Linked DNA regions of Homo sapiens: regions 2, 3, 4, 5 and 6 are each linked to region 1. Evidence: chromatin loops called from intact Hi-C (ENCODE). Cell type or tissue: heart right ventricle. All regions are shown on one strand. Each heading gives the region's core, and the rest is flanking DNA. Links, peaks and the distances in the headings are about the cores only.

Region 1 (4,901 bases), core at 387-4,386:
TCCCCAAAAATGTAACTCGGCCTGCTGGTGACCAGAAGCCTAACCAACTGGTGACATCAACAGTGGTTAGCACATGGTTTCTATGTTACGTATCATATGCTGTATTCTTACAATAAAGTGGGCTAGAGGAGGAAGGGCAGGCGGAAGGCGAGGTGAGAGGCTGGCCTCTCAATAGAGGGCAGCTTTCATGGAAAACCACCCATGTAGCCGGGCGCGGTGGCTCCCGCCTGTAATCCCAGCACTTTGGGAGGCCGAGACGGGTGGATCACAAGGTCAGGAGATCGAGACCATCCTGGCTAACACGGTGAAACCCCGTCTCTACTAAAAATACAAAAAAATTAGCCAGGCGTGGTGGTGGGCGCCTGCAGTCCCAGCTACTCGGGAGGCTGGGACTCCATCTCAAAAAAAAAAAAAAAAAAAAAAAGAAAAAGAAAAAAAAAGAAACCCACCCACGCTTTGGTGGACCTGCACAGCTCAGACCGTGTTACGCAAGGGCCAGCTGTGTACAGTTTCCTATTTCTAAGTATATTCACAAGATTGTGCAGCCACCACCACCAATTCCAGAACATTCTCGTCAGCCCCCAAAGAAGCCCTGTACCCATCAGCTGTCAGTGCCCGTCTCTTCCCTCCTAAGCCCTAACAAGCACCAGTCTGCACCCCGCCTCTGGGGATGTGCCTGTGCTGGACACTTCAGGTCAAGGAGTCACCCAGCATGTGTCCTTTTGTATCTAACGTCCCTGAGGCGCACCCATGCTGCTGTGTATCACACTTCCTTTTACTTACTATTATTATTATTTTTGAGACAGAGTCTCAATCTGTCGCCCAGGCTCGAGTGCAGTGGCGCAATCTCGGTTCACTGCAAGCTCCGCCTCCTGGGTTCACACCATTCTCCTGCCTCAGCCTCCTGAGTAGCTGGGGCTACAGGCGCCCGCCACCACGCCCGGCTAATTGTTTTTGTATTTTTAGTAGAGACGGGGTTTCACCGTGTTAGCCAGGATGGTCTTGATCTCCTGACCTCGTGATCTGCCCGCCTCGGCCTCCAAAAGTGCTGGGATTACAGGCGTGAGCCACCGCGCCTGGCCCACACTTCTTTTTACGACCAAGTCCTATTCCACTGCACAGAGGGACCACATAATGTTTATTCCTTCCTCAGCTGATGAACACTTGTGTGTTTCCATCCTTTGGCGATCGTGAATAAGGCAGCTATGAACATTTGTGTACAAGTCTGTGTGTGGACAAAGGTTTTCACTTTTCTTTGAGACAGAGTTTCACACTGTGGCCGGTTGGAGTGCAGTGGTGCCATTCATAGCTCACTGCAGCCTCGACCTCCTGGGTTCAAGCGATCCTCCTGCCTCTGCCTCCAGAGTAGCTGAGACCACAGGCGTGCACCAACCATGCCCTGCTAACCTTTTTATTTTTTGTAGAGATGGGGTTTTGCCATGTTGCCCAGGCTGGTCTCAAACTCCTGGCCTCAAGCGATCCACCTGCCTTGGCCTCCCAAAGTGCTGGGATTACAGACATGAGCTCGGGTGCCTGGCCAGGTTTCCCTTCTCTACTGTAAACCTAGTAGAAACTGCTGGCTTGCTGCTGTGTGTGTAACATTTGAGGAACTAAGGCAATGGGATGTTAAACTTTAACATTTCTGCTGGGCACAGTGGCTCACGCCTGTAATCCCAGCACTTCGGGAGGCCAAGGTGGGCGGATCGCCTGAGGTCAGGAGTTTGGGACCACCCTGGCCAACATGGCAAAATCCTGTCTCTATTAAAAATACAAAATTAGCTGGGCGTGGTGGCGGGTGCCTGTAATCCCAGCTATGTGGGAGGCTGAGGCAGGAGAATTGCTTGAACCCAGGAAGCAGAGGTTGCAGTGATCCAAGATTGCACCACCGCACTCCAGCCTGGGCAACAAGAGGGAAACTCCATCTCAAAAACTTTAACATTTCTCTTAAAAGGTCAGCTTTATATTGCTATTTTATTAGCCACTTCCTGATGAGGAGACACAAGCAGTGCAAGCCTGCTGACTCTGGTTGCGGGGGCAGGCACCCGGGTGAAGATCACCTTCCAGAGCGCCGGGCGCCCTTCCACACGCAGTGCCCACTCCTGACCACCAGATGGAGCCCACGCACTGCCCAGGACCACGAAGCCGACCCGGGGTCTGGAGCAGGCCAGGCAGGCACTTGCTGGACACGTGGGCAGCTGCCCGCAGTGGGACCACCAGAAAGGCGGTGCCTGGGCGGCCTGCACCGGGCGCCCACTCCTACCCTGAGCTAGGGCCGGCTGGCAGCCGCAGGGAGGCTCTCGTGAGAAAAATGGGGGTCCAAGAATTGAGGGTAGGAACCATACAGGGGCTAACTTGAAATTTACCTTAGTTAGCAAGACTGTTCTCCATAGATGTAGCAAATCCATGCACTCAACCAGTATTTACTGAGCATCTGCTGTGTGCAAGGCGTTATTCTACATGCTTGGTAAACAGCAGTTTACTAACCTCCCACCCTCCATGAAACTTACATGGTGGGGGAGAAAGGAAGTAATAGGTGAGTGAAGTACATGGTGTATTAGATGAAAATCAGCACTCTAGAGAAAGATACCAATAAGAGAGGATGGATGTGCTGAGGTCAGGGGGGCTGTGTTTTAAATAGGGTGTGGCAGGGGAGGTGGCACTGGGCAATAAACTGCTGTACAACACGAGATCAGCCATGCGCCACAGCACAGCACACATCCCAGGGCCCCAAGCCGGGGAGGGGCGCGGTCTGATGGCACCAGGGGCGAATGACAGGGTCTCAGCTCTCCCTGAGCTGGGGACACACTGGAAGGTCTTGCCCAGAGTGTCATGAACTGACTTGAGGTCAGGGTCACTTTGGCAGTGGGCAGGAACTGAGGACGGAGGACACTTTGCTGCAATTCTAAGCCAATGGCTTGGGACAGGGAGGGGCAGAGAAAGCGGCAGGAAGGCCTCAGGTGTTGTTGGGAGGGTCTGTGATGCAGTGGTAGGTGTTGAGTGGGAGAAGGCCAGGCTGACCTGAGGAGGGCCAGGTGCCTAGGGACAGCCCGCGTGTCGGGAACATAGAACGCAGTCCGGACTGGAGTCTCACGTCTGGCTCCGGGCTGCAATTAGCCTCTAGAACCCATCATTAGCTTATAACTGAGGGCCTTATTTTATGTTCAAAATACTGAGCTGAAGATCTCTTGACACCAGTTTTACGGTTCAGATAGGAGCTCCCAGCACCAGCCTCATCTTCCCTGACCCCCGACTGGGCAAAAGCAAACGTAGAGGCTCGAAGGGCTGTGGGCCAGGCCACAGCCGAGCAGTCGGCAGCTGTGCCACAGACCATCCTCCATGGAGCCTGGATGGCACGTACAGCTGGAGGTTCCGGCCCAGGTGCTGCGGGTATCAGGACTCCCTGGAGCACCAGAAATGAACTCCAGGCAAATCAGCTGGAATGCCCTGCAACTCCCAACCTAGAAGTTTTTAACATTGAAAGGATTTTTTGAGACTGTCTAATTGTTTTCCAGAAATCACCTGTGAAGGATTATCCAGGACACTATAAAAAATACAGACTGCTAAGCCCCAACCCCTAGAGACACAATGGCCTTCAGGAAGGGCCGGGAACACTGATCTCATGCACCGCTCGTTTTACTGAGTCAAAGGAAAGGCTTGTTTGCGTCTGCGTGGGCAACAGCCAAGTACAACCAGAACACGTTTCGAAATCCCCACGGGTCTACCTACCACACTTAAATCAACACAGCCAGAATGGGGCTGCCCAAAGAAACAGGCCACGTCCTGACTCCAGGACATGTGTACATACATGGCCTTATTTGGAAAAAGTCTTTGCAGATGTAATTGAGGATCTTGAGATGAAGTCATCCTGGATTACAGGGGTGTCTATAGGAAAAAGGCAGGACACTGGAGACAGGGGGAGAAGACACCAGATACCAGAAGCTGGAGGAGACAAAGGGTTCCTCCCTGAGGCTGTGAGGCCTCCTGATCCCTGGAGGAGAGAAATGCTGCTGCTTTAAGCCACCTGATTTGTGGTAATTTGCTACAGCAGCCACAGGGAGCTGATGACCATGAACACGATACCATTTTAAGAAAGACTACCCCCCTCACACTTGAATGAGCTCTAACAGCTCTGGTCCTGTCAAGTCTGTGGATGCAAGCACGACAGCATCCATTCAGTCATCACCTCAAACTCATCAGTCCATCGGCGCCATCCCATTACCTAGCACGGTGCGTACGTGGAGTGACGCTGGCCAGTTCACATGCGGGTCCTGAGCTGTGAAGGCGTGGAGCACCCATCGTGGAGGCGGACTTCTGTCTGCAATCCTGGCAGTTCAAGGAGACGCATGGACCTTGTGCTATCCACAAATCTAAGAAACATTGCCAGCAATTGAATTCTTTGGGTGACTCAGTATGTGAACACCCTCCACGATAAATTCAAGACTGACACCAGGCTGCTTCCATGACATAAGATCACCTTAATGAGCACAACAGGTGTGCCTTTCTTTATTCTGGATCGTGCAGAAAGAAAAACCCAGTGACTTCTGCCGTATTTGCCTCTCTAGGCAGCCCCAGTTGGCTGGCTATGGTTCCCTCCTGTGACACCCTTCGAGCCTCTATGTTTGCTTTTGCCCACTCCAGGGTCAGGGAAGACGAGGCTGGTGGTGGGAGCTCCTATCTGAACGGTAAAATTGGTGTCAAGAGTCTTCAGCTCAGTATTTTGAACATAAATAAGGCCCTCAGTTATAAGCTAATGACGGACACTGCCTCCTGTCAACATTTAGAAGTGCGCAATCGATGAATCCAAACCACAGCAATCCATCTCAGTAATCAGAACGTGAACCATCCTCTTAAAGCAAAAGTGGGGCCGGGCGCGGTGGCTCACGCCTGTAATCCCAGCTACT
Region 2 (4,901 bases), core at 491-4,490, 1.5 Mb after region 1:
AGAGCTGTCAGCATCGCACCCACGTGGGAAATATGGGGCAGACATGCAGGGAATACCGGTCAGTTACAAGATTTGGCAAGAAAGCAGCAGAGTGCCTGCCAGGGAGGCGGGCGGGCCTGCAGGGAACCAGCTCTTCCTCGGCGCACGCGCTCCGTCCTTCCGGATGGTGATCCACTCTAGGAGGCTGAGAAGCCCAGGAAGCGACTTCCGTATGACTTCTTACAAACGAGTCACAAAACCCTTCGTGAGCCCTGCCGTTTCCGGGCACTCCCTGGGATTTATGTTCCAGGACAGAGCTGGGCAAATTTTGGCCTCTGGGACAAATCTGGTCCGAGGGCTGTTTTCACACAGTCCCTGAGCTGAGACTGTGTTTACATTCTTAAAATGTTTAAAAACAAAAAATCTAAAGAAGACTGCTATTCTCTGACATGTGACAATTCTGTGAAACTCAAATTTCAGTGTCCATACATAAAGTTTTATTGAAACACACCCACACTCACTCACGTGTTGTCTGGAGTAGCCTCTCCACTAGCCCAGAGGAAAGCCACAGAAACCACCTGGCCCGCACAGCCTGGTATTTACTCTCTGGCTCTCTGCCCAAGTCTGCCAACCCTCTTTCTAGGATTTTGGATTGAAATCAAGCTTGGCGGTAGGGGCTGGGGGCTGAGGGCAGGAGCTGGAACACAGTGCCCTGTCTACCATCGCAGCATATTTCTCAATTAGAATTCAATTAGAATTGCCCACTCACTCCTGCTTCTCCCTGAGAGCCGTAGGGGCCTCGGGAGGTTAACAAGTCCAGGAAGACCCCGGAGGCAGCCACGTCTGCCTGGTAGAGCAACAGCACCCTTCGATGCTGATCAGGTGTGAGCTAAACTGCCAGGCACACCCTGTGCAGGAGAGGCGGGGTCCAGACACAGCCCGTGGAGTCCCCAGAGCAGTTAGCAGAAGCCGCACCGTGTTACTCTCTCATCTGTGCAGATCACCCCATAGTTAGAAAACAGGAAGTCTGGATTTGGAGATGACTTTCTTTTCTTTTTTTGGCTGAGCTTAATTTTCTCAAATTAAGACCAAAACATTTGTAATTCACACTTCACTCTATAAACAAGCGCTGGGTCCTCATGCAGGGAGGCATGAGAGTGGGTATGGAGGGTGCATTTTAACGGCTACCTTTGGTTTTCAAGATGAGGGCAGCTGTGTTTTCAGATGGGGCAAAGAGGTTGAAACAAGAGGGTTGAAACATCAGAAAACTGAAGATATAGTAGAAGAGAGAGTATGCCAGGAATCAAAGGAAAAAACTCTCCCCCACACAGAATTGATTCCTGGATGGAATCCCCCATCCCAGGTCAGGGCCCAAGCCTTTGCTTCCAGGGGAAGTGGAAGGAAAGTTCCTTCCTCCAGATCTGAGGTTAGCGTAAGGATTTGCCTCAGAACCCTGCAACCTAAAGCCAGCAAAACAAACCCACTGCCTCTGCGAGGAGCGTCAAGGCCCCCACCCCCTGAGCGTCTGTTCACTCCATGGCTTAGGTCTCAGAATCCCAGCTGAAGGCCTCTGGCCAGAACTCTGCGGCTCTCATGGCCCAGGCGGCCCACCTAGCAGGCAGGCCCCACTGGGCAGGAGCCTCCGCAGAGGAATGGGGCTGTGGAGAGGACAATGTGGTCCCTGCCATTTCAGAAAGAGGATGAGAGCCTCCGCGCAGCCCAGGAAGCCAAGGCACGGTTGAGCCTGCCCGTGTTTACTCCACGGCGCGCCATTCTAATGGCAGCTGTTCTTCTTACTGCTCTGTGAGTGGCAGGGGACGGCGCAATCTTCCCTCCTGTGCCTGGGGCCTCGGAGAGTGGAGTGAGCCTCGGCCCAGTGTCCAGGTTCCTACCTTCCAAAGATTCCGGCTGGGGCACTATCCTGGGCCTGGTTCCCCCAGGGCCAAGCTGCAGAGCGCCGGGCACCACCCGCGAGAGAAGCAGCCACCCACCCCTGGGTGTGCCCAGGAGCCCATCCACAGTTTGGATCTGCACCGAACACCAGCAGACTGCAGCAGGAGGCTCCTTCTGCAGTTCCAACTCGGCTTCCGAGGGATGCAGGCCGGTGCTCTCCTCCTCTCCAGCCCTGGTCAAGCCAGGGCTCCGGTGGTCTTTCAGCCTCCACAGCCTCTGCATGTAAAAGGCACTGGCAGCACAGGGTGGACGTTTGGGGAGTTTACCTACCCACGTCCGGGCTCTCTCCTCTCCCTGCACCTCCATGCTCTCCCCAGAATTGCAGGGTGCTGGGTGCAGGTGGCACCTGCCATTGGACCAGCTCCTGGCTGCTTCTCCAGAAGTGTCCCGGGGCTGGAGGGAGCCGGGGTCCCGGGGCTGGAAGGAGCCGACACTTGGGGCCCGGGGATGGAGGGAGCCGTGGACTTGGGGCCTGGGGCTGAGGGAGCCGTGGACTTGGGGCCCGGGGCTGGAGGGAGCTGGGGTCCCAGGGCTGGAGGGAGCCGTGGACTTGGGGCCTGGGGCCGGGGGGAGCCGGGTCGGGGGCTGGGGGGAGCCGGGGTCCCGGGGCTGGAGGGAGCCTTGGAGTTGGGGCCCGGGGCTGGAGAGAGCGGTGGCTGGAGGGAGCCGTCCCCGCGCTGCCCTGGTGGAGTCCGCGCGCCCTCTGGTGGTCGCCTCGGGGAAACGCCGCGGGGCCGTAGCCGGCGGTCCGACAGCCCAGGTGAGCCCTTAAGGATTCAAGCGTCAGAGTCCCTTCAAACCGAGGGCGGGTGACTACAGGCCACCTCCACCCACGGGAGCGTCAAGGAGGGGCGGCGAGGTGAGCACCAGGGGGTCACGCGCCTTCCTCTCCAGAGGGGTCAGTTCAGCCTCGGGGGGCTGGGGCCGGCCCGGAGAGGCCGCCCTGAGTCCGGGACCCGCAGGAGGCCTCAGCCAAAAACAGAGGCAGGGGCGTGGGAGAGTGAGGGGATGGTGCCGGCCGTCAGCACAAGAGAGGAAAGAAACTGAAAAATCTGGAAATCAGGAAAAGTATTGGCTGAGGGCAGAGGGCAAAGGCCACCTCTGACATCTGACCCTGAAAGCGACCGAGTCCCGAGCGTCCAGAGCTGTCCCGAGGGTTCCACGGGAAACCTCGTCCTGTCACCACGACTCCCTCTGTGCAGATGGAAGAGCGGGTCTCGGAGGGGGCGCAAGGTCTCGCGGGGAGCAGGGAGCGGCACAGACTTGGCCGGGGCCACCCACCCACTGCAGCAGCCCCTTCCCTCCAGCCCATCTTCTCTAGCTCCAGAAGCAGGTCTCAGGCTGAATAAACAGGTGTGCTAGGCGGTGAAGGCCAGGGAGCGCGGAGGAGGGGATGGGACAGCCAGGCCGAGGGGCGCCGAGCCCTGGACAGAGGTGCATGGATAGAAACAGTGTTCGCTCTGAAACAGGGACTGGTGGTGTCCTCTCGTAGTCAAATCCTGGGTGGAAAGCGTTCTAGGACATATGAGAACCCAGGTGAAGAGATGGAGCGTTTCTGCTGACCCTAAGGAACACTCTTCTGGAATCCAGGTTGGTGAAACACAAAGGCTGCCCCATCACTAGCAAGTGCTTAGAGCCCGGGTCCCAGCCCAGGCAGGCGGCAACGCAAGGCCAGCATCAGGAGGACCCAGGGGCCGGGCCAAGGCTGGCCGTCCTGGGATAGGAGACCCTCCCCAGCGCCACAGAAGGCCCCATTCTCTGGGTGGTGACCAGCTGCCCCAGGGATGCCCTGCCTTGAGGTTGGATCTGAAAAACCACCTCTTTCAGCTTTTTCTCCTTTGTCACAAAAAAAGTTTCAGAAATAAAAACCTACTGGAAGATTCCTTATAACATGTACAGAAACCGTGTCAGGCTGAGTGTGCAGTAACCGTGTGGGATGACGGGCCACACACACCCGGGAGTACACCCTCACCGCAGCACCTACACACGTGTGTCACACCAAAGCCAGAGTTTGCCAAGAATATTTACCCTACACCGCAGTATCGTCTCTTTATTCAAGCCGGCGACTAATTGATTTCAGGACCCACTAGTGGGTTGTGGGAGCAATTTTAGAGTCCCTGCTCTGTGTCCAGGGCCACATCAAGAATGAAAGAAGGGAGTACTGAGGGAGCCCCAGCCCTGGATGCCCCTCCCTGGGGAGCACCTGCCCTGAACACCCGGCCAGCCAGGCAGAGTGGGGCAGAGGCGCAGCCCACCCTTCCAGGGCAGGTGAGCCACAGGCACCCCTCCCAAGACCCCTCAGCGAATGTGCCAACCCTGCCAACCTCTCCTCTGGTCGCAGCTCCCTCTCTGTTCTAGACACTGGAAGTTTCCTTGCTCCACTGGGAGGGCTGTGAGCATACATGAGGGAAAGACCCCAGGAGAAGAGAAAAGAGAAGGAAAGAGAAGTGGCTGAGATGTACCCAGGACTTCCACGAGGTGGATTGGAGGAACGCTGCCCAGAGAACTGACCTCAGCCAAAAAAAAAAAAAAAAAAAAAAAAAAAACGAAAAAGGAAAAAAAAAGAGCTTTCAATCATCAGGCAATTATTACAACTGTGGAAAAAGATAAATGAATGTACAAAGCTCCCAGGCAAGGCATCAAAACGGTCCAAGGCAGAGACAGATCATATGCAGCCCGCAGAGATCTCAGCTGTTGCTAAGATGAAGCATTGGCTGGAATTAGGCAGCACACCAACACGTGGTGGGGTTTCAGTAACTTTATTTATTTATATTTATATTTTTATTTTTTTGTTTGAGATGGAGTCTCACTCTGTTGCCCAGGCTGGAGTGCAGTGGCACGATCTCAGCTCACTGCAACCTCTGTCTCCCAGGTTCAAACAATTCTCCTGCTTCAGCCTCCCAAATAACTGAGATTACAGGCACCTGCCACCATGCCCAGCTAATTTTTGTATTTTTAGTAGAGACGGG
Region 3 (4,901 bases), core at 581-4,580, 300 kb after region 1:
ATACGAAATTACAATTACTATCTAACAGCCCATATATGTTGGGTTTTTGTTTCTGCTTTTGAGAGTTTCACTCTTGTTCCCAGGCTGGAGTGCAATGGCACGATCTCTGCTCACTGCAACATCCGCCTCCCAGGTTCAAGCGATTCTCCTGCCTCAGCCTCCCGAGTAGCTGGGATTACAGGTGCCTGCCACCATGCCCAGCTAATTTTTATATTTTTCATAGAGACGGGGTTTTGCCATGTTGGCCAGGCTGGTCTCGAACTCCTGACCTCAAGTGATCCACCCGCAACCTCCCAAAGTGCTGGGATTACAGGCGTGAGCCACCGTGCCCAGCCCTGTATGTTGTTAAAATGAACAGACTTACAGGCAATCTGCCATGTACTAAATGCAAACCATAGCTAATAATTTAAGTCATACATATAACTCTCTAGCAAAGAGAGGTATTTTTGTTTTAATAATAAAATATAAAAATGGGATTGTTTATAGAAATTCATCTTTTGCAGAAAAATCAGCTTCAATTCTGTACCTCAAACATGGGTTACTGCATATGGTACATCATGAAATCAGGTGGTGCCACTGTCGTGATAGTTTTTCCCATCTTAGTAGCCGCACCCATAATTAATGCCTACTCACATCAAGTTAGCACCACTCAAATGTGGGCCATTCACAGGCAGCCAGGGATCCTCTTGGTCCGTGAGGTTGGGGGCTTGCATCAGAATGCAAATCTACCGAGGCGTGAAGCACAATTTAGTTCAACTGACATTTTTTCCTTCACAGTAAGACCTTCTGGAGGAAGGAAGCAGTGTGTTGATTTATACCTTAGCCCAAGCTCCTTATTTCACTATCAAGCTACAAGTCCAGTAGAACTGATCTGTTACATCCCAATCACCACCCAGCAAAGACACTCTTGTTAAAAAGCTCCTTAACAAAGGGAAGATTTTCACTTAATTCACTCTTCTCTTAGTACCTGTCACCTTATTTGTCCTCTAAATTCAGAACCTGCTAGAAGACATAGGGTTTGAATCTGGCTTCGGGTCGAATGATGTTGCTGAATGCAGGGTTAGAAGTCTGTAGGGACGACACAGTCTCTGTGCTGCTTTCAGTTACTTTCTGTATTCAGTTGTTCATGTTGCTTGCGCATGCTTCAAAGCTTAAACCATTAGTTTAGGGATATGCACAGATACTGATGACTTCACATCACGATTTCCAAACACAAACTGCCATAGGGTCGAGCTAAAATAAAATTTGAGGCCAGGCACGGGGGCTCACGCCTATAATCCCGGTGTTTGGGAGGCCAAGGTAAGAGGATCACTTGAGGCCAGCCTGTATAACATACGGAGATCTTGTCTCTACTGCTTGTGGTCCTAGCTATCCGCGAGGCTGAGGCAAAAGGACCGCTTCAGTCCAGGAATTTGATGCTGCGGTAACTATGATCGTGCCACTGCACTCTGGCCTGGGTGACAGAGTGAGCCTGTCTCTCTCTTAAAAAGTAAATAAATAGTATCTGAAAGTGCCACAAATGGGGCGTTTTGCCCAGGAGAGGCATCACCAGCACCTGTGCCCATCTGCCCAACGTGACCACTCTGAAGAGGACGGTGACTGCTGGACAGATGAGTTTTGGACATATATAACCTCTCAATGTCTATTCTGTATTCACATCTTAGTGACTTTTTTCAACAATCAAAGGTAAGATTTAAATTGAGTCTGTAGCATTTGAGAGAGAAAAGCAAAATTGAAGGGCTGAGAAAACAATAAACATTTGGGTATCTGCAATACATGCTGTTATCTAGGGACATTTCTGCTTCCTCCCAGAATCAGTTTTCCATACTTAGTGAGTGGGGTGTGTTTGTTTCTCCCACTAGACGGATGTTAATTCTTTGCAGGCAGTAACTATATTTTCTTCATGTTTACATCTCCAAATCCTTGCAAGCAAGTAGCACCTATTAACAGTCAAATAACTACTGTTTGGTGACCTCAGAGTTGTTTAAGATGGTACATTTACAATCTGGAATTGGTGAGGAGATGAATATCCTCAACTGTGTGAGAATGTTACATGAATGATGAAAAGCACCTGTCTGCATTACAGTGTACATAAGGCCATATCCACAGGGCTTATGTCGACTGACTTTGCCAAAGTTAATTGCAACCTAAATACTTAAAACAGTATCAAGAATCACATTTAAGCTGGGCGTGGTGGCTCAAGCCTGTAATCCCAGCACTTTGGGAGGCCGAGATGGGTGTATCACCTGAGGTCAGGAGTTCAAGACCAGCCTTGCCAACATGGTGAAACCCATCTCTACTAAAATACAAAAATTAGCCGGGCGTGGTGGCGTGCGCCTGTAGTCCCAGCTAAAGAGGCTGAGGCAGGAGAATCGCTTGAACCCGGGAGGTAGAGGTTGCAGTGAGCTGAGATTACAGGACACTGCACTCCACTCTGGGTGACAGAGCAAGACTCTGTCTCAAAAAAACAATCACCTTTAAGGGATGGTTTTTGAACTTCTAACCAATATTTTAAAAAGGTAAAAACCTCATCAATTTCTTTATAACTGCACCCTCTAGTGGCCTGTTTTATCTATTAATTTTTTTTTTTTTTTTGACAGTCTCACTGTCAAAAGTCTCACTGTCCAGCCCAGGCTGGAGTACAGTGGTACAATCTTGGCTCACTGCAGCCTCTACCTCCAGGGTCCAAGCAATTCTTGTGCCTCAGCCACCTCAGTAGCTGCTATTACCAGCATGTGCCATCATGCCTGGCTAATTTTTATATTTTTAGTAGAGACAGGGTTTTGCCCAGGCTGGTTTCAAATTCCTGGCCTCAAGTGATCCGCCCACCTTGGCCTCACAAAGTGCTGGGATTACAGGGGTGAGCCATCACGCTCGGCCATATCTATTAAAAAATTTTAAGACAATCATACACACCAGCCTCACTGCTTAGAGAACCCTGTCCAGTGTGCCTGACCCCTTTTCCCTCCCTCCTTCTCCTCTCACCCCCAAGATAGTTATTTGAAAATGGCTTGAAATACAAACAATAAAACCTTAGATCAAAAAAAATCTCAAAATATAATACATTAACAGACAATGATATAGCTCTACCAAACATTCACACGCAGGCAACAGAATAAGCCTTTGGGTTTACCAAGGACATTTTACAGTCAAAGGGCCACCTGCCCTCCTTCCTTCCCTGACTACATTCTCAGGGAAGCTTTTCCTTGCAGACACTTCGTTGCAAGGTCAGCTTTCTCTCTCAGCACGTTGGCTTCGTCGGCGCTTCTGTGGGCCTGTGCGTTCTTTAGCAAGAAGTGGCTGATGAAAAGCTTCAAACCCTCACGTAACACCCCCAGCTTTGGGTTGTCAGATACTCTGGAAAGGAATCGTATAAACACATGTCAGGGCTGAGCTGGCCTCTCCTAGATCTCAATCCTGGGTATCTCGCATAGTGAGACATAACCAGTTTCTTTTAAAAATAAAATTCTCAATTAAGAACTTCTTAACATATTTTATTATTAACAATCATTGTTAGTTTGCTAGCAGACAAGTTTCTATTCCCCAGATCTAATGCATACCAGCTTAAAAATAAAACCGAAAAGATTAAGCTACACGTATAGTACAACCTTGTGTTTGTAAATCAACACAAGTGAAAACAATCTCTTCATTTCTCTTCCATGTCTCGTCGGAAAGGGTGGGGCACATACCTTGTGAAAATTAAACTGAGGTCTTCAACTTCTGTTTCCATTAATAGGATACTTAATACTTTTCGTAAAAAACGGACTCTGGGTTTGTCCAATTCACTGAATTCAACTACCTAATGGTCAGGACATGGAGAAAAATAAAGTTACACTGATTTAGCCAACTTTTTCAATGATTTGTAATATAGTTAATTAGAGTAAAAATTAATCTCCCCCCTTCCCCCACTCTACCCGATTTAAGAAGCTATTTCCAGAGCTAAGAAATGAACACCTGTTGGCAAGGATGTGGGCCTTGGGAATTCCTACACACTGCTGGCAGAGGTGTGGCCGGCCACAGCCACCGTTGAGAACAACTCAGCAGTGTAAGTGGAATTCCCGGGTCATACACCTTATGAATCAGAAATTCAGTATCTAGAACTGAACCATAAATTACCTCCATTCCCAAAAGTACCCATCCCCTAATTAAAACTATATATATATATATATATATATATATATATATATATATATATATAAAATTTACTTCTAGAAGACTAATCCATATATATCTCTGCCCTAGAAAACTATCAAAAAATCAGAAATAAACACGGATCAGTAGGATAAGTAAGTATATAAACTGAGGCATACGTATACAGTAGGATGCTACCCAGAACAGACTCACGGGCGCCAACGTGGACCCACTGCAATCTTAGCTGAATGTCAGCGAGCTAGAGGAGGGGACTAAACGCATGGTGACGGGAATGCTACCCACAGGGAGGTGCGCAGCCAAACACCATCACAGGCGCTTGCGGACCCGAGGACGCGGCGAGACCACAAAAGCATGGTCGAAACACAGAGAAACTCGGAATGAGAGCAGCCCGGAGGGGCAGGGCGGGGGGCATCTCTAAAGCTCTACGCCTGAGGGTGTGCTCCTGCCACGCCTCTCCCGCTCATCGGTGGTAGCATCTGTGCTGTTCCAGGATGAGCGCAATGCCTGGGCGAGCGAAAGGCAAGGCAGGGGAGCGGAGGGGGAGCAACGCCTCCTCCATGAGCTAAGTTATTCCAGTTGTCAGGATTTGGCGTAAGGCTCGGTGCCCTCATTTTCAGTACAGTGGCCAAACTTGGACACCACACAGCAAGGGACGCAGGGTGAACTGGAGCCGGCATGCTGATGAACTGCACACGACACACAGAAACACACGGGAAGCTGTGGCTGCGGCTGTCTTGTGGGTCTGGGCC
Region 4 (4,901 bases), core at 902-4,901, 110 kb before region 1:
TCCGAGGCAGGAATCTTCTCCCAATCAGGGTACAGGGAAAAGGGCAAAGCGCAGTCAGGGGTCTGCCCTGAGTGTGCAACTTGCCCAGGCCACAAAGCTCAGAGTCGAGTCCTTAGTGAACAGTTAGGTAAGACCGACTGATACCCTGCACAAAAGGCAGCAAATACTGACCAAAGCACAGAAGCCAGGACAGGCCTTCTAACGCCCAATCATAAACTCTGCTGTCTCTGGAAATCAGTGACGTCTAGATTTCTAACACAGGAATAGCTGCTGTGACATTCCCTCTTTTCACCTTTTTAAACAGGAAGACGAAATAACGTAGCCAAATGACAGACTTCGGTCTACCCCATTTCAACCATTGGTCACACTTTAGTACCAAGGCCTACATCTAGCTCCCCCCACGTCCCTAGAACAGCTAGGAATACCATATCCAAAGGCTTTGAAATCAAGACCCCAAAGGGTAAGATCTCATGCCTTCGTTTTTAAAAATACAAACAGCAGTGGGTTATGTAATTCAGTCCCCTCCAGACCCCACGAAACCAAGTATTCAAATCAACTAAACATAATTTTGTGCTTGAAAACCTCCGAAATAACAACATCTGCCTCCATTCTGTCACTGAACATGCTAATGGCTAAATTTCAACACTGCTGCCAATCAATAACAGAGATAATATGCCAATTATTTATTACCGTTGAATCCTCTGCAAATAAAAATGTTTCTAATTCATTCTATAGTGCTTAAAACAAGATCAGTATTCCCGGAAAGAAATGATATCTAGAAGGTAATCAAGACAGGATAAGCAGGCATTTTTCAAGCTCTAATTAATAAACAGAAATTAAAATTGATTGGAAAGACAATCACCCCACAGTGTTCCTCAAGCGTTTCCACATTGTAAGGAACATTTACTTCAGCACACTAGGTGCACAGGTAAGTTTAGCAAATGGTGACACTAACTCTACCCACTTCTAAAATCTACTCATTGAAGGACTTCCAAGAGGAAGAATGACAAGTCGCCCATGATGCCACTATTGATTGACATCTTTCAGATTATTTAAAACCCCGAGTTTCCAAAATCAAGCCTGGAATCTTTGGAATCTAAAAAGCTTAAATTTTATAAAGGATAGAAATATAAGGAATAATCCATCACTCAAATCAAACCAACGGGGTGGGGAGCTACAAGGAATAGGAAAACAGGAGATGACAAAAATACAGATTATTGAGCCCTCCAGACAAAAGGATGCCAAACAGGGATTAAAAAACTACACTTTGGGTACAACATACACTGCTTGGGTGACAGCAGCACTAACATCTCAGAATTCACTATATAATGCATCTACGTCACCAAAAACCACTTACCCCCCCCCCAAAAGCTATTGAAGTATTTTTAAAAATTAAAGACTTTAAAAATAAAACTTAAAAAAGAATCTCAAACAGGGAAGTTGAGCACAAACCAAACACAGCAGACAGCACACCCCAGAATGGATGGGACCACATGGGGCTGTGCACAACCAGATACGTGCCGTTAAGGAGCGTTCAGCTTCCTATTTTCAGAGGCGCTCAACACTACAGCAAGTAAAGAGACTGTTGAATTTACCAAAAACTGTAATTTAAATCAAATGCTATTATTCTTCCAAGCCATCACTTACTTGAGTGATGGTATCAATGCTCACAGCCATTTCCTAACTTTTCAAAGGTACTCTCATGCACCCTTAGACTGAATTCTCTAGGAATAAACTTAACGGGGTTTAAAAATGAAAGGTGTAAGATTTGACAGCAACAAATAGGCTTTCTATTCTATTAGTAACTTAATAAAATTACACTTCTATCAATGGAAGAACAGAATAAAAGTAATTTTCTCAGCCAGGCGCAGTGGCTCACGCCTGTAATCCCAGCACTTTGGGAGGCCAAGGTGGATGGATCACTTGAAGTCAAGAGTTCCAGACCAGCCCTGACAACATGGTGAAATCCCATCTCTACTAAAAATACAAAAATTAGCTGAGTGTGGTGGTGGGTGCCTGTAATCCCAGCTACTCAGGAGGCTGAGGCAGGAGAACTGCTTGAACCCGGGAGGCAGAGGTTACAATGAGCCAAGATCACACCACTGCACTCCAGCCTGGATGACAGAGCAAGACTCCGTCTCAAAAAAACAAACAAACAAACAAACAAACAAAACAGTAGTTTTCCCAAGTACAAATGAATGCTCCCTCCTCCTCAAAAAAAAATTTTCACAAGAAAGATTCCTTAGGAGTCAAACATATTTTACCTGTAACACCATGTTGAGTAAACTGTTCACAGCTAGAGTTGCATGAAACACTCCACAAAGTCTAGAACAACCAAATGTGTTCTAAAATTGTGTAGTACCAACGCTATAGCAAAATGCTTCCTAGTTTAAGAATTACAGGTAAAGACTTTTCATTTTCCTGGTATTTCTGGACATCCCTGGATGTCTCAAGGCTGCTGCACTGACTCATCCCACCCACTAATGAAAAATATAAAACGCCTTAGTCCAAGTATCTACTTGAATTTATTTAGTAACAAAAAACCACCCGTCCTGATGGCATAAACAAAAGCGCGCTCTATGATCGCACAATGCTAGTTGTGAGTGGGATTTCCAACACTAGAGGGCGCTGTCCCGCTTTCCCGCACGTGCCATGGCTGCATACCTACCTTATCCAGAGACAGGAAGTGCCGCGTGCTGGGTTATTTCCGACACAACAGACAAGCACATCACTCGTTGTTCTTCTTGTACTTCAACTGTCCCCAATTACTTAACTGTTGCTATGCTTTTTTGAGCTCCTATGAAATTCCTTAAAATATTTTTTACTTATTTTCAGTAACAGCACGTGAGGTTGCTTAAGGGCTCTGGCGTATCCCGAGCAATCTCTATGCCCTCCTGCAAAGCCAGCACGGATGGAACACGCTACGCTGTTTGTCAGGGAACCGCCTGTCCTTCTAGCGGTTTTCACGCTGTTTAGTTCCAAAACAGTTTCAAATTCAGTCAAAGTCTAGTTCAATATTCACTACAGCTAGGATTCTAGTTACCAATGGTAATCATGAAAGATATTACAAACTGAGAAACAAAAGACCTTGACTGTCCCAAAGTGATTTTTTTTTTTTTTTGAGATGAAGGCTTGCTCTGTCTCCCAGGCTGGAGTGCAATGGCACGATCTCAGCTCACTGCAACGTCCACCTCCCGGGTTCAAGCAATTCTTCTGCCTCAGCCTCCAGAGTAGCTGGGATTACAGGCGCCTGCCACCACACCCAGCTAATTTTTCTATTTTTAGTAGAGACAGGGGTTTCACCATCTTGGTCAGGCTGGTCTCAAACTCCTGACCTCAGGTGATCCACCCGCCTCAGCCTCCCAAAGTGCTGGGATTACAGGCGTTGAGCTACCGCGCCCGGATCCGTAAGTGATCTTACATCAAACTAGAACATACTTTAAGAGTGAAAAATTATACAATGGTTTCTTCCCTCTCCTGTAGAAATGTTACCATAATTAAATGTTTGATCAATTGCTAAATCACAACTTACAATATGAAAATCTTCATATACTTCAAATATACTGAAGAAAATGTCTACATGTAACTGAGGTGCGGCATCCACCTGAATGAACAGCACGAAACGCTATTAAAGTGACACTAGAAGCCCAGGCACAAATCATACACAGACACAAAAAAGCTCCAGATCCCACTCAGGAAGAATGCACCAACACATTCGCATTTATTTTCTTTTTTTTTTTTTTTAAAGCAAATGACAAAGACCCAGTTTACCAGCTTTACTTTTTTAAACCTAAGCTTAACATTACATATTTAAACAATTGTCAAAACTTACTAAGTTGCCAGCATTCATGCACAACTAGAAAACATCCTTAATTTATATTAAACCAGAAATGTATTACCATTAATGTATTAATATCTTTCACTACTAAATACTGAAAAAAATTGAAATTATTTCTGTAGAAGAATCGTCCTGGCAATGTTAACTTCACAGCAGGCCGACACTACGTGGCTCACATTTCAGACACAATGAAAAGCAGGTCCATGCTGGTGTTAGTGTACAATCTTGTCCTACACTAAAGAGTCAAGACTCACCTTGGAGTACGTTTAATAAAAAAGCAAAGTGCATACAGAGATTTACAACAATTTTAAAGACAAAAAAAAAATGGTCCTATTATGTGGTCCCAACAATCAACTCAAAAGTCTATGACAAATAGAGGCTCCGATGAGCTGTTTATAAATACTTTAGGTACAATTATACTGAAAGTCGAGTTCGTTTGAAATCTTCAAAAAAATGTTCCTGTTAATCCTCAAATGGTGCTTGTTATAGTTTAACATTTCTGTTAAGTGCGTGCGTTGAATTACTTGTTATCCAAGCGCAGCAGCTGCTCCTTACCATTTATTGTTAAGGACTTTAACTGGCCATCTTCTTCAACTTCTACTCTTTCTTGACCGTTCTCGACAATTCTGTAGGAAAAAAATTCATTTAAAAACCTTTCTGGTAAAGAAAATGCATGTGTGAGGGTAACTAAGTTGTTTAAGGACATTACTGAAATACACCATGAATATAAGTAATTTTCAGGCTGTAAAAACATGGCTGAAGCCAACCTGTCAACAACACATCTTCCTTTCCTAAAATAGAATTAACCTGACAAAATAAATTGTGTCTCAAATACCGTACAGGCGGATGCTAAATACATGCAGAGGCTATAAAACAGTAAAGGCTTTACTATTAATGATTTTCCATTTTACCATTTTAACAATGCTGCAGAAACTTATTACACTGTATTACATTAAAGATTCCCTCTAATAATTCAACAGTTAAGTAAAATTTAAGAGAAAAGGCTTTAATTAATGAATTTGGAGAGCAAAAGATTTTCATGGCGCCAGATTTAGCATACAAC
Region 5 (4,901 bases), core at 370-4,369, 120 kb before region 1:
TCATCCCGGACCCACAGCTGACACGTGCCAGGCGGACGCAAGAGCCCCGGCGGTGAGCCTGGTGATGAGACATAGACCACCAGCGGCGGAGACCGCAAGACAAAGGTAATTCCAGAGCCAAGAACGTAAACACAGCCCACCCGAGGATCAAGTGCCCCTTCTCATTAGAAGCTCCTGCCAGGTTTAGGACCCAGCTTTAGAGTAACACCTACCAGGGAAGGATGACCAGGATGGAGCCGACGGCCACACCAAGGAGAAGAGCTCGGTGCCAGCGAAAGCTCTCCACCAGCCGGCCTGCTGCACAGCAAGCATCACGGCACACCACACACGAGCGTGTCCATGAAGGCGCGGGGACCCAGGCATCCCCCATGCTCAGACCTCCCTACGTACAAGTGCGTACACGAAGGCGCGGGGACCCGGGCATCCCCCATGTTCAGAACTCCCTAGACGCGAGCACATACACAAAGGCGCGGGGACCCAGGCATCCCAGCACCTCATGCTCACACTTCCCTAGAACTTGCTTTCCCGTTACTGCAGCTCACAAAGAAACCGAAAAAAGGCAAAACCAACTGTATTAAACCTTATTAGTGATCAATATCTACTTCATGTTTTGGCTTTACAAAGGCTTTACTGGGTGGTACAAAATACTGCACTTTCCCCAACTAAACAAAAACTTTGAACACCTGCATCATAAACTTAACTCATGCTGATATTCTCCTGACAAAATACAGGCCGGGTGCGGCGGCTCACGTCTGTCATCCAAGCACTTTGGGAGGCTGAGGCAGGCAGATCACCTGAGGTCAGGATTTTGAGATCAGCCTGGCCAACGTGGTGAAACCCCGTCTCTACTAAAAATACAAAAGTTAGCCAGGGGTGGTGGCGCGCACCTGTAATCCCAGCTACTCCAGAGGCTAAGGCAGGAGAATTGCTTGAACCCAGGAGGCGGACGTTGCAGTGAGCCACAACTGTGCCATTGCTCTCCAGCTTGGGCGACAGGGCGAGACTCCATCTCCAAAAAAAAAATACAGATAGAGAGAGAGATATATAGATATATAGTCACATGCAGCTTAGCAACAGGGGTATGTTAGGTGATGTCACCGCACTCAGGCCTAGAGGGCACGGCCCACTCCACACCCAGGCTGCAGGGCCCGGCCGACTGCTGCTAGGCCGCAAACCTGTGCCGCCATCCCAGCACTGAGCGCTGCAAGCAGCTGTAGGTCAACGGCAAGGATACAAACCTGGATCACATGCAGTGAAAATGCCGTCCTAACCTTACGCAACCCCTGCGGTCTACGTGGACCACCACTGGCCAAAATGTCCTGATGCGGTCAGGGCTGTTCTTTAGCACCAAGCAGGGGCAGGGCCACTTTCCTGGCACCTACTCATCAGGAGGCGAAAGACCTCCCTTCTAGGCATGAGCATCACCAGACAAGGCAGGGGATGGCGGGGGGCCACAGGGACCCGACCTGCAAAAGCTGCTGAGAACCTTCCAGTCAAGCAGCCTGACTCGTGCAAGATCTCACACGAAGAGCCCCCAACAAACTTGTCAGCGGAACTTCTACAAACATCCTTAAGAAAACAACTCAACTTCTCACAAATTAACCTAAAATTCCCCAAATTAAAACCAAAAAAGGGCATTCACTGCCGTTCAGCCTCACCCTCTGAGAGCCAACACCACTTTCTGAAAGCCAACCATTTTCTAAAATCTTTCTATATAGCCTTTTAAAACTTTCCATGTAATACCATTAATTACTCTTCTTTGGAAATTTACCACTAATTGTTTAAACAATTTTAGTTTAGCAATTTGTACGGAAAAGGCAATACACATTAGTTGTAGAAAAAACAAGTCACTTCTAATTCTACAGCCCATAGATAATTTACTGTTTGGGTATAATTTCTGCTTCTTCCTGTGTGTGAATTAAATATTAAACCTTATAAATTACTAAAATGTAGGCTGGTTACAACAGATCAAGTTTCTTTTTATTGGGGGAACTAAATATACCAGAAAACATCCTGTTTTGTAACCACAGTTAAATAAAATTTAAAAACAGAAACAAGATCTGCCAGCATCCCCCCCCTCAAGCCAAAAACACACTGAAATCATCGAGAAGCTATTAGAGGAATGTTCCGCAGCTGCCGCGCGGGCATGGCCATCTTATCAGAGGCTCCAGTTTCTTCCCCAAATGGAGTCTGAATGGAGTGCAGGAGCCTGGCTGATAACACGCAGATGAAAACAAACTCCTGCAGATAAAAACACGCTTTTCCCAAATACACACAATCCACGAGGCCCCTGGGGAGACTGCTCCTTTCTTTGACTTTTTTTGGGGAGAGAGGGGGGTTAGTCGCTACTTACACAAATTAGGAATACCACTCACACACTGCAGATTATTCAAACAACCAAAAATGCATGCCTGGCCCATCAGAAGATGGGCTCATTCAAACATTTAATGTGTGCCAGGCACTGGGGACACCCAGCAAGACCCTGCCCTCACTCCTAGGGAGCTCAAGGGTGGACAGACTCCAAACAATGTGGCAAGGCAGTGCTGTCTGTCTGCACTCTGCAGATACAAAGGCACATCGAACAGCCCTGGAATGGCAGACGCCATCTGCTGGGGAAACGCTAGGAACCCGGCTTCAAACACAGGGCAGAGCAGGTACGAAGGCTGAACAAGTTTTTGTTTGTTTTGAGACAAGAGTCTCGCTCTGCTGCCCAGACTGGAGTGCAGTGGCGCCATCTCAGCTCACTGCAAACTCTGCCTCCCGGTTCAAGTAATTCTGCCTCAGCCTTCCGAGTAGCTGGGATTACAGGCGTGGGCCACCACGCCCAGACTCCTGAACAGTTTTAAACAGGACAGTGACTTGCTTTTGCCAGCCACGTGATGGGCTCGTGACATAGAAGCTGAATTGAGAAGGATGAAGGGCAGAGGTCGAGAGGGAGAACAGGTGCCACAATTAACTCTTCATGGCTACTTATGAAGAGGTGGCTCCAGGGAATGAAGACGTGAAGGTCGGTTTGGAAATAACTGCTCCAAGAGCGCACTGGCTGACGGCACGGGGACGTGCCCAGGGCCCAGCTGGGAGAGGGATGGTGGCACTGGAGCACACATGGGGACACAGGAGGAAATCGGAGCACGGGCGAAGGCTGAGGACAATGAGGAGGAAAGTCTCCTGTTGGATTCCTCCCAGCATAAGAGGCTCACGAAACCCCGCCAACAAAAGGCCAAAAGATTCCCAGAAGCCCTGCTGGGGTTGGCATCCCCACTCATGTCAGAGCTGAACACACCACCGCAGCGACACAGAGGTTCCGGCCCAGCACCTGCAGGACACCATTCACCCGCACCCCCTCTCCCTGGCTGGGCGGCCGTGACTGGGTCTGGCTCTTCAGTGTCTCCTAGGTGCTGGTGCACAACAGAGGTTCAAGGAGACACCAAATGCTTACGTGAGGTGGAGGCCACATGCTGTTGTTACCACCTCAGCGCAGCTTAGCAACTTCCCAGGAAGCACGCCGCTCGGGTTACTCCTCAAGGGGTAGCTACAGACGCACGGGGCTGGCTTCACACGGGCCTCGCAGGGGCAGCCACGGCACAGCATCCTGATAGCCTGGATTCTGCACACACACCGCGTGCACACGTCCACATCGGTGAGAGGGGTGTGGACAGCATCCCTCAGCCGAGTGGTGAGGATAATTCCAGGAGGACCTGGAGTGAGGCACATTCAGCTACCACTGGCATCACGTCCCGTGGCAGGTTCAGGACCCCTTTCAGATGGAAACCAACTAAAGCACACTGTGGCGTCGGCCTTCCCATGTAGAAAAGGAGGCGGGCGGTGGATGTTTATGCCTGAAAAACCCCTTAGACTTGAACTGTCTGAAGTTCCTCAGTCTCGGGGGATACGCTGTGGCCTCCCTGCCCCGAACTGGGTCCCTTTGATTTGTGCCCATTTCCCAGGAACTCACAATATACGATACCCTGACAAAGGGCTATGAAAGCCGGAAATTACAGCCTTTGGTCATGTTTTAGTATGGACACAGCTGCGGTCCACAGAGTACCCCAGAGGGCAGCAGAGAGAGTGGACTCTCACACTGAGAGCAGAGGAGGGGGCCCAGGGCGCACTGCAGCCTCAACCCACAGGGCCAGGCCTCCTGGGGCCCTCTCCCTGCAGCCTTGGGCTGCCTGTCCCCACGGCTGACAGCATGGTGCTGGGTGGGGTGCCTGGGCTTTGCTGGAGGCAGAGAAAGGAAAAGTCTTTAGTTCCCTGTTTCTAACTGCCCACTACATAAAGTCTAAGTGTGATTTTTATTGAAGGAACTCTTTATAAACGGAACCCTAGGCATCTAAGCGTCCTCAAGAAACACGTCGCCCTGAGACTGCCCCGCTCCCTGGTTAGGCTGAGGCGCTGGAGGGATTTAACTGTTGCCCACTTAATCATTAAATCTTGAAAAGGAACATGGGGCCAGGCACAGTGGCTCACGCATGTAATCCCAGCACTTTGGGAGGCTGAAGCGGGCAGATTGCCTGAGGTCAGGGTTTTGAGACCAGCCTGGGCAACATAGTGAAACTCTGTCTCTCCTAAAAATGCAAAATATTAGCTGGGCGTGGTGGCACACACCAGTAGTCCTAGCTATTCAGGAGGCTGAGGCATGAGAATCGCTTGAACCCAGGAGACGGAGGTTGCAGTGAGCCGAGTTCACTTCACTGCACTCCAGCCTGGGTGACAGAGTAAGACTACGTCTCCAAAAAAAAAAAAAAAAATTACAGGCTCAAGCCTGTAATCCCAGCACTTTGGGAGGCCAAGGCAGGTGGATCACTTGAGGTCAGGAGTTCAAGACCAGCCTGGCCAACAGAGTGAAACTCTGTCTCTACTGAAAATATAAAAAGAATTAGCCGGGTGTGGTGGCACAG
Region 6 (4,901 bases), core at 756-4,755, 67 kb before region 1:
GAGGTGCAGGCGCAGTGAGCCAAGATAGTGCCACTGCACTCCTGCCTGAGCAACAGAGCAAGACTCTGTCTTAAAAAAAAAAAAAAAATTACCTGGGTGTGGTGGTGCACATCTGTAATCCCAGCTACTCAGAAAGAAGGCTGAAGCACAAGAATTGCTTGAGCCTGGGAGGCAAAGGTTGCAGTGAGCCAAGATCACGCCGCTGCACTCCAGCCTAAGTGACAGAGTGAGACTTGGTCTCAAACAACAAAAAAAAAAAGCAAAAACAAAAAAAGTACAGACAGGTAGGAAAAAAAAAAACCCACAGCAGTGAATTTTCATTCCTTATCACACACATCACCTACTTATTTCATTATCCAGTATGTCCTAAAATATTTCTGAAACAAACACAGAAGTTATTTCCCCATTACTCAAGATCAGAGACCATTTCTTCAACTAGCACTCATCACCTATTAGATACTTCCAAGCTTAACTCCCTTTCATTAAAAAATCATAATAGGCCAGGCTTGGTGGCTCACACCTGTAATCCCAGCACTTTGGAAGGTCGAGGAAGGTGGATTGAGGTCACAAGTTCAAGACCAGCCTGGCCAACATGGTGAAACCCTATCTCTACTAAAAATATAGAAGTTAGGCCAGCACGCTGGCTCACGCCTGTAATCCCAACACTTTGGGAGGCCAAGGCAGGCGGATGACCTGAGGTCAGGAGTTGGACAGGGCAAAACCCTGTCTCTACTAAAAATACAAAATTAGCTGGGTGTCGTGGTGCATGCCTGTAATCCCATGTACTCGGGAGGCTGAGGCAGGAGAATCGCTTGAACCTGGGAGGCAGAGGTTGCAGTGAGCTGAGATTGCACCACTGCACTCCAGCCTGGGCAACAAGAGTGAAACTCAAAAAAAAAAAAAAAAAAAAAAAAAAATTAGCCAGGATAGTGGCACGTGCCTGTAATCCCAGCTACTCCGGAGCCTGAGGTAGGAGAATCACTTGACACTAGGAGGCGGAGGCTGGGGTGAGCTGAGATCACGCCACTGCACTCCAGTCTGGGTGACAGAGTGAGACCCTGTCTCAAAAAAAATTATTATTATAATAAAATAGGGCCAGGCTCGGTGCTTCACACCTGTAATCCCAGCACTTTGGGAGGCCAAAGCAGGTGGATCACCTGCTTCCAAACCAGTCTGGCCAACATGGCAAAACCCACTCTCTACTAAATATACAACAATTAGCCAGGTGTAGTGGCGAACGCCTGTAATCTCAGCTACCAGGGAGGCTGAGGCAGGAGAATCGCTTGAACCCCAGAGGTGGAGGTTGCGGTGAGCCAAGATCGCGACACTGCACTCCAGCCTGGGTGACAGTGTGAGACTCTAAAATAAACAAAGCAACACTCGGTTAAGTACTCAGTCTCCAGTGCTGCTGAAACTTATTTTTTCCAACTTTCTTGAATTCTGGATTCCATTATTAATCACAGGAAGGTCATCAGGACATACACAAACTAGAAAGAATCTAATTCAATCAATACTTTCTAAGCACTCTGTGTCCTGGACATTCCTATAAACACAAATAACTTCAGATTCAAAGCCCACCCAAGTGGTACATGCCATCTCAAGGTGGCAGAGAGGAATAAGTATTAGTACACAGTTCATAAGCATACCAACTAGAGCACACACGTATATATGCACAACACAAATATAAAACACACTTTTAATTTAAGCCTTTGGTGGCAAAAGGTAAGTAGAAAAATATCAAAGGGGGAAAAATCATATGTAGTGTAAACTAAATCACCCTTCCAAAGACACGTAATTTTGCAACACAGCTTAAGAATTCTAAAATATGGCCTGGCGCAGTGGCTCACACCTGTGATCCCACCACTTTGGGAGGCCGAGGCGGGTGGATCACGAGGTCAAGAGTTCAAGACCAGCCTGGCCAAGATGGTGAAACCCCCGTCTCTACTAAAAATACAAAAATCAGTCGGGAGCAGTGGCAGGTGCCTGTAATCACAGCTACTCGGGAGGCTGAGGCAGGAGAATCGCTTGAACCCGTGCGGCAGAGGTTGCAGTGAGCCGAGATGGCGCCACTGCATCCAGCCTGGGCAATATGAGATTCCATCTCAACAACAACAAAAAAATCTAAAATCTGGCCAGGCACCTGGCTCACACTTGTAATTCTAGCACTTTGACAGGCCGGGATGAAAGACTCACTTGAGGCCAGGAGTTCGAGACCAGCCTGGGCACACAGGGTGATTCCACCTGCGCGCGCGCACACACACACACACACACACACACACACACACAGCCAGGTGCGGTGGGTCACGCCTGTAATCCCAGCACTTTGGGAGGCGGAGGCAGGGGATCACCTGAGGTCAGGTGTTCGAGACCAGCCTGACCAACATGGTGAAACCGTCTCTACTAAAAATACAAAAATTAGCCAGGCGTGGTGACACGCGCCTGTCATCCCAGCTACCTGGCAGGCTGAAGCAGGAGAATGGCTTGAACCCAGGAGTGCAGTGAGCCAAGACCGCGCCACTGCACTCCAGCCTGGGACACAGAGCAAGGACTCCATCTCAAGTAAATCAGTCAGTCAACTAATCATCAATCAATATTCCTTCTCAAGTAGGATATCTCCAGGAACATGAAACAGGTCAACAGTGATTTATGTCCATACAAAAACATAAAGGGTTTTGTTTGACAAAACACCTCATTAATATCAATACAAAAAAAAAAATCACATTTTTACTAGTTGACTTTTCTGCAGGTAGGCGTTGTCGTTTTTCCATTCCTACATCATCGTTTCTAACATATTCTTGTTTTCACCAACTTTGCTCTTCTTCTCATTAACCTCATTTTTTTGAGTTTGATATTCTCAAATTCTATTCATCCTTGAACTACACCATTTGCTAAATCCTGCCACTGATCCTACTCTTACTCGCTAATGAGCCTGCAGTTACCCGCCTCTCACCACCAGGTGGGGTCCTGCACAAATTTAACCAAACCACATTTTGAACAGAATCATTTCTGAGGAAATGAAAAAGTTTTAAAAAGGTTTCCAAAAAACGCTGTTAATCCAGTGTGTAACCTCGATGCAAATAAATACTAAGAAGTAAAAATCCCGTCAAAACGTCAACTCACAAATACAAAGGCTAATTACATTCTCTTATTCCTCAACAGATATCTGTAAGCATTAACCAATATAGAAGCTGACCTTTACAGCAGACGACAGTAAGGTGTCTGTGCGGTCCCGCGGTGACACCCAGTCCACAGCGACACGTTCAGGATGACTAAAAATACCTGCCCAAGTTATGAAGTGCCCTCTTATAATACTCTTTAAAGTGACAGCCGGACGCGCGGGCTCACACCTGTAATCCAGCACTTTGCGAAGCCGAGGCGGGTGGATCACCTGAGGTCAGGAGTTCGAGACCAGCCTGAACAACATAGTGAAACCTCGTCTCTAATAAAAATAGAAAAAATTAGCTGGGCGTGGTGGCGCATGCCTGTAATCCCAGCTACTCGGGAGGCTGAGGCAGGAGAATCGCTTGAACCTGGGAGGCGAAGTTGCAGTGAGCCAAGATGGTGCCATTATACTCCAGCAGGGGCAAGAGCTAAACTCCATCTCACACACACACACACACACACACACACACACACACACACACACACAAAAGGCCGGGCGCGGTGGCTCATGCCTGTAATCCCAGCACTTTGGGAGGCCGAGGAGGCGGATCACGAGGTCAGGAGATCAAGACCATCCTGGCTAACACGGTGAAACCCCGTCTCTACTAAAAAAATACAAAAAAATTAGCCGGCTGTGGTGGCGGAAGCTTGAAGTCCCAGCTACTCGGGAGGCTGAGGCAGGAGAATGGTGTGACCCCGGGAGGTGGAGCTTGCAGTGAGCCGAGATCGCGCCACCGCATTAATTACGGCCTGGGCGACAGAGCAAGACTCCGTCTCAAAAAAAAAAAAAAAAAAAAAAAAAAAAAAGGTGCAAACAGACCATTCCACCCCCACCTCAGACCTGGATTTAGGTTATCTAGGTTGAAGACTGATGAGGGTGACGGGTACCACTGTCCAAAACAGAGTTAATAGAAGGGAATTACGGGCTTGCTTAAAAATGAAAGCTAATGTACGCCACTCAGTAACAGGTATCACACTGTAATACCATATGCATATTTTAGTCTTCACAACATTCAACACTCCCCACCTAGTGTTCCGGAAAAACTGTCCTACAGCCAGAATTACTTCCCAAACCTAACACTTTCATATCCAGAAGAAAATAAATTTTAAAACACTGTTTTGAAGAGAGTGCTGAACTCATCTCAAATTCTTTAAGAGCTCTGCCCTCTGGAATTCCCAACTTTCTCACCTTCCACAGCACAGATGAAGCCTGGACACTTTCCAAAAGCTTCCCAACCCCTTTGTTCTCCCACTTCCTGTCAAATCTCCACATCTACCAACTTAAGGCAACTTACTTCCCAAATTTCACAGCCTGCGTAATCCACAAAAACCCGCAGCTCGCTGAAGCGTGCATAAAAACTATTCATCCCTTTATCACGGAAGGCAGAAAGAAATGTGAAAGCACAAACTCCAAGGGAGCTTAAGGCCCTCAGGAGTGGAAACAAGTCTGGAGTCGGCGAGGCGCGGTGGCTCGCGCCTCTAATCCCAACACTTTGGGAGGCCGAGGCAGGCGATCACTTTAGGTCATAAGTTCGAGACCAGCCTGACCAACACGGTGAAACCCCCGTCTCTACTAAAAATACAAAAATTAGTCGGACATGGTGGCGAGCACCCGTAACCCCAGCTACTCAGGAGGCTGAGGCAGGAGACTCGCTTGAACCTGGGAGCTGGAAGTTGCAGTGAGTGGAGATCGCGCCACTGCACTCTGGCCTGGGCAACAGAACAGACTCCGTCTCAGG

Evidence for each region. Hi-C counts contacts between places; a loop is a spot of excess contacts. Peaks named below come from ENCODE experiments on the same cell type or tissue, not always from the same donor. Only the 100,000 strongest peaks of a DNase experiment are listed, where the experiment ranks them.
Region 2: a loop joins it to region 1, with 6 times the contacts of the local background. A loop is called at or near these places in 8 of 110 quality-filtered maps.
Region 3: a loop joins it to region 1, with 2.8 times the contacts of the local background. A loop is called at or near these places in 48 of 110 quality-filtered maps.
Region 4: it touches region 1 in a loop (2.2-fold over the local background); 13 of 110 quality-filtered maps call a loop at or near these places.
Region 5: a loop joins it to region 1, with 2.7 times the contacts of the local background. A loop is called at or near these places in 15 of 110 quality-filtered maps.
Region 6: a loop joins it to region 1, with 2.6 times the contacts of the local background. A loop is called at or near these places in 46 of 110 quality-filtered maps.

Annotation. Positions count from the first base shown.
Region 1 is chr7:157,270,943-157,275,843 of GRCh38, reverse strand. No RefSeq gene overlaps it. Among named protein-coding and RNA genes, the nearest start is that of DNAJB6, 64 kb to the left of the region's middle. RefSeq lists enhancers at 2,491-3,260, 3,575-3,869, 3,261-4,029. In heart right ventricle, for the core only: CTCF peaks have their summits at 1,909 and 2,108 (motif pointing right); DNase peaks (open chromatin) are centred at 2,093 and 3,673; H3K27ac peaks cover 1,220 bases.
Region 2 is chr7:155,794,871-155,799,771 of GRCh38, reverse strand. No RefSeq gene overlaps it. Among named protein-coding and RNA genes, the nearest start is that of SHH, 15 kb to the left of the region's middle. RefSeq lists an enhancer at 772-851. In heart right ventricle, for the core only: CTCF peaks have their summits at 2,441 and 2,640 (motif pointing left); a DNase peak (open chromatin) is centred at 2,641; H3K27me3 peaks cover 3,735 bases.
Region 3 is chr7:156,967,985-156,972,885 of GRCh38, reverse strand. It overlaps NOM1 (nucleolar protein with MIF4G domain 1), which reads right to left. Exons shown (of 11, transcript NM_138400.2): 10 at 3,690-3,799; 11 at 1-3,357. The coding sequence ends at 3,183. Among named protein-coding and RNA genes, the nearest start is that of NOM1, 21 kb to the right of the region's middle. RefSeq lists a silencer at 4,365-4,556. In heart right ventricle, for the core only: a CTCF peak has its summit at 2,534 (motif pointing left); no DNase peak of the experiment used is centred there.
Region 4 is chr7:157,385,104-157,390,004 of GRCh38, reverse strand. It overlaps DNAJB6 (DnaJ heat shock protein family (Hsp40) member B6), which reads right to left. Exons shown (of 10, transcript NM_058246.4): 8 at 4,394-4,464. Among named protein-coding and RNA genes, the nearest start is that of DNAJB6, 51 kb to the right of the region's middle. In heart right ventricle, for the core only: CTCF peaks have their summits at 2,417 and 2,617 (motif pointing right); a DNase peak (open chromatin) is centred at 2,654; H3K27ac peaks cover 1,807 bases.
Region 5 is chr7:157,395,798-157,400,698 of GRCh38, reverse strand. All of the region lies in intron 8 of DNAJB6 (DnaJ heat shock protein family (Hsp40) member B6), which reads right to left. Among named protein-coding and RNA genes, the nearest start is that of DNAJB6, 61 kb to the right of the region's middle. RefSeq lists enhancers at 1-16, 2,498-2,577. In heart right ventricle, for the core only: CTCF peaks have their summits at 2,430 and 2,629 (motif pointing left); DNase peaks (open chromatin) are centred at 2,148 and 2,590; H3K27ac peaks cover 3,456 bases.
Region 6 is chr7:157,338,350-157,343,250 of GRCh38, reverse strand. All of the region lies in intron 1 of DNAJB6 (DnaJ heat shock protein family (Hsp40) member B6), which reads right to left. Among named protein-coding and RNA genes, the nearest start is that of DNAJB6, 3.8 kb to the right of the region's middle. RefSeq lists an enhancer at 2,192-2,712. In heart right ventricle, for the core only: a CTCF peak has its summit at 2,949 (motif pointing right); DNase peaks (open chromatin) are centred at 2,960, 3,308 and 4,715; H3K4me3 peaks cover 1,979 bases; H3K27ac peaks cover 3,355 bases.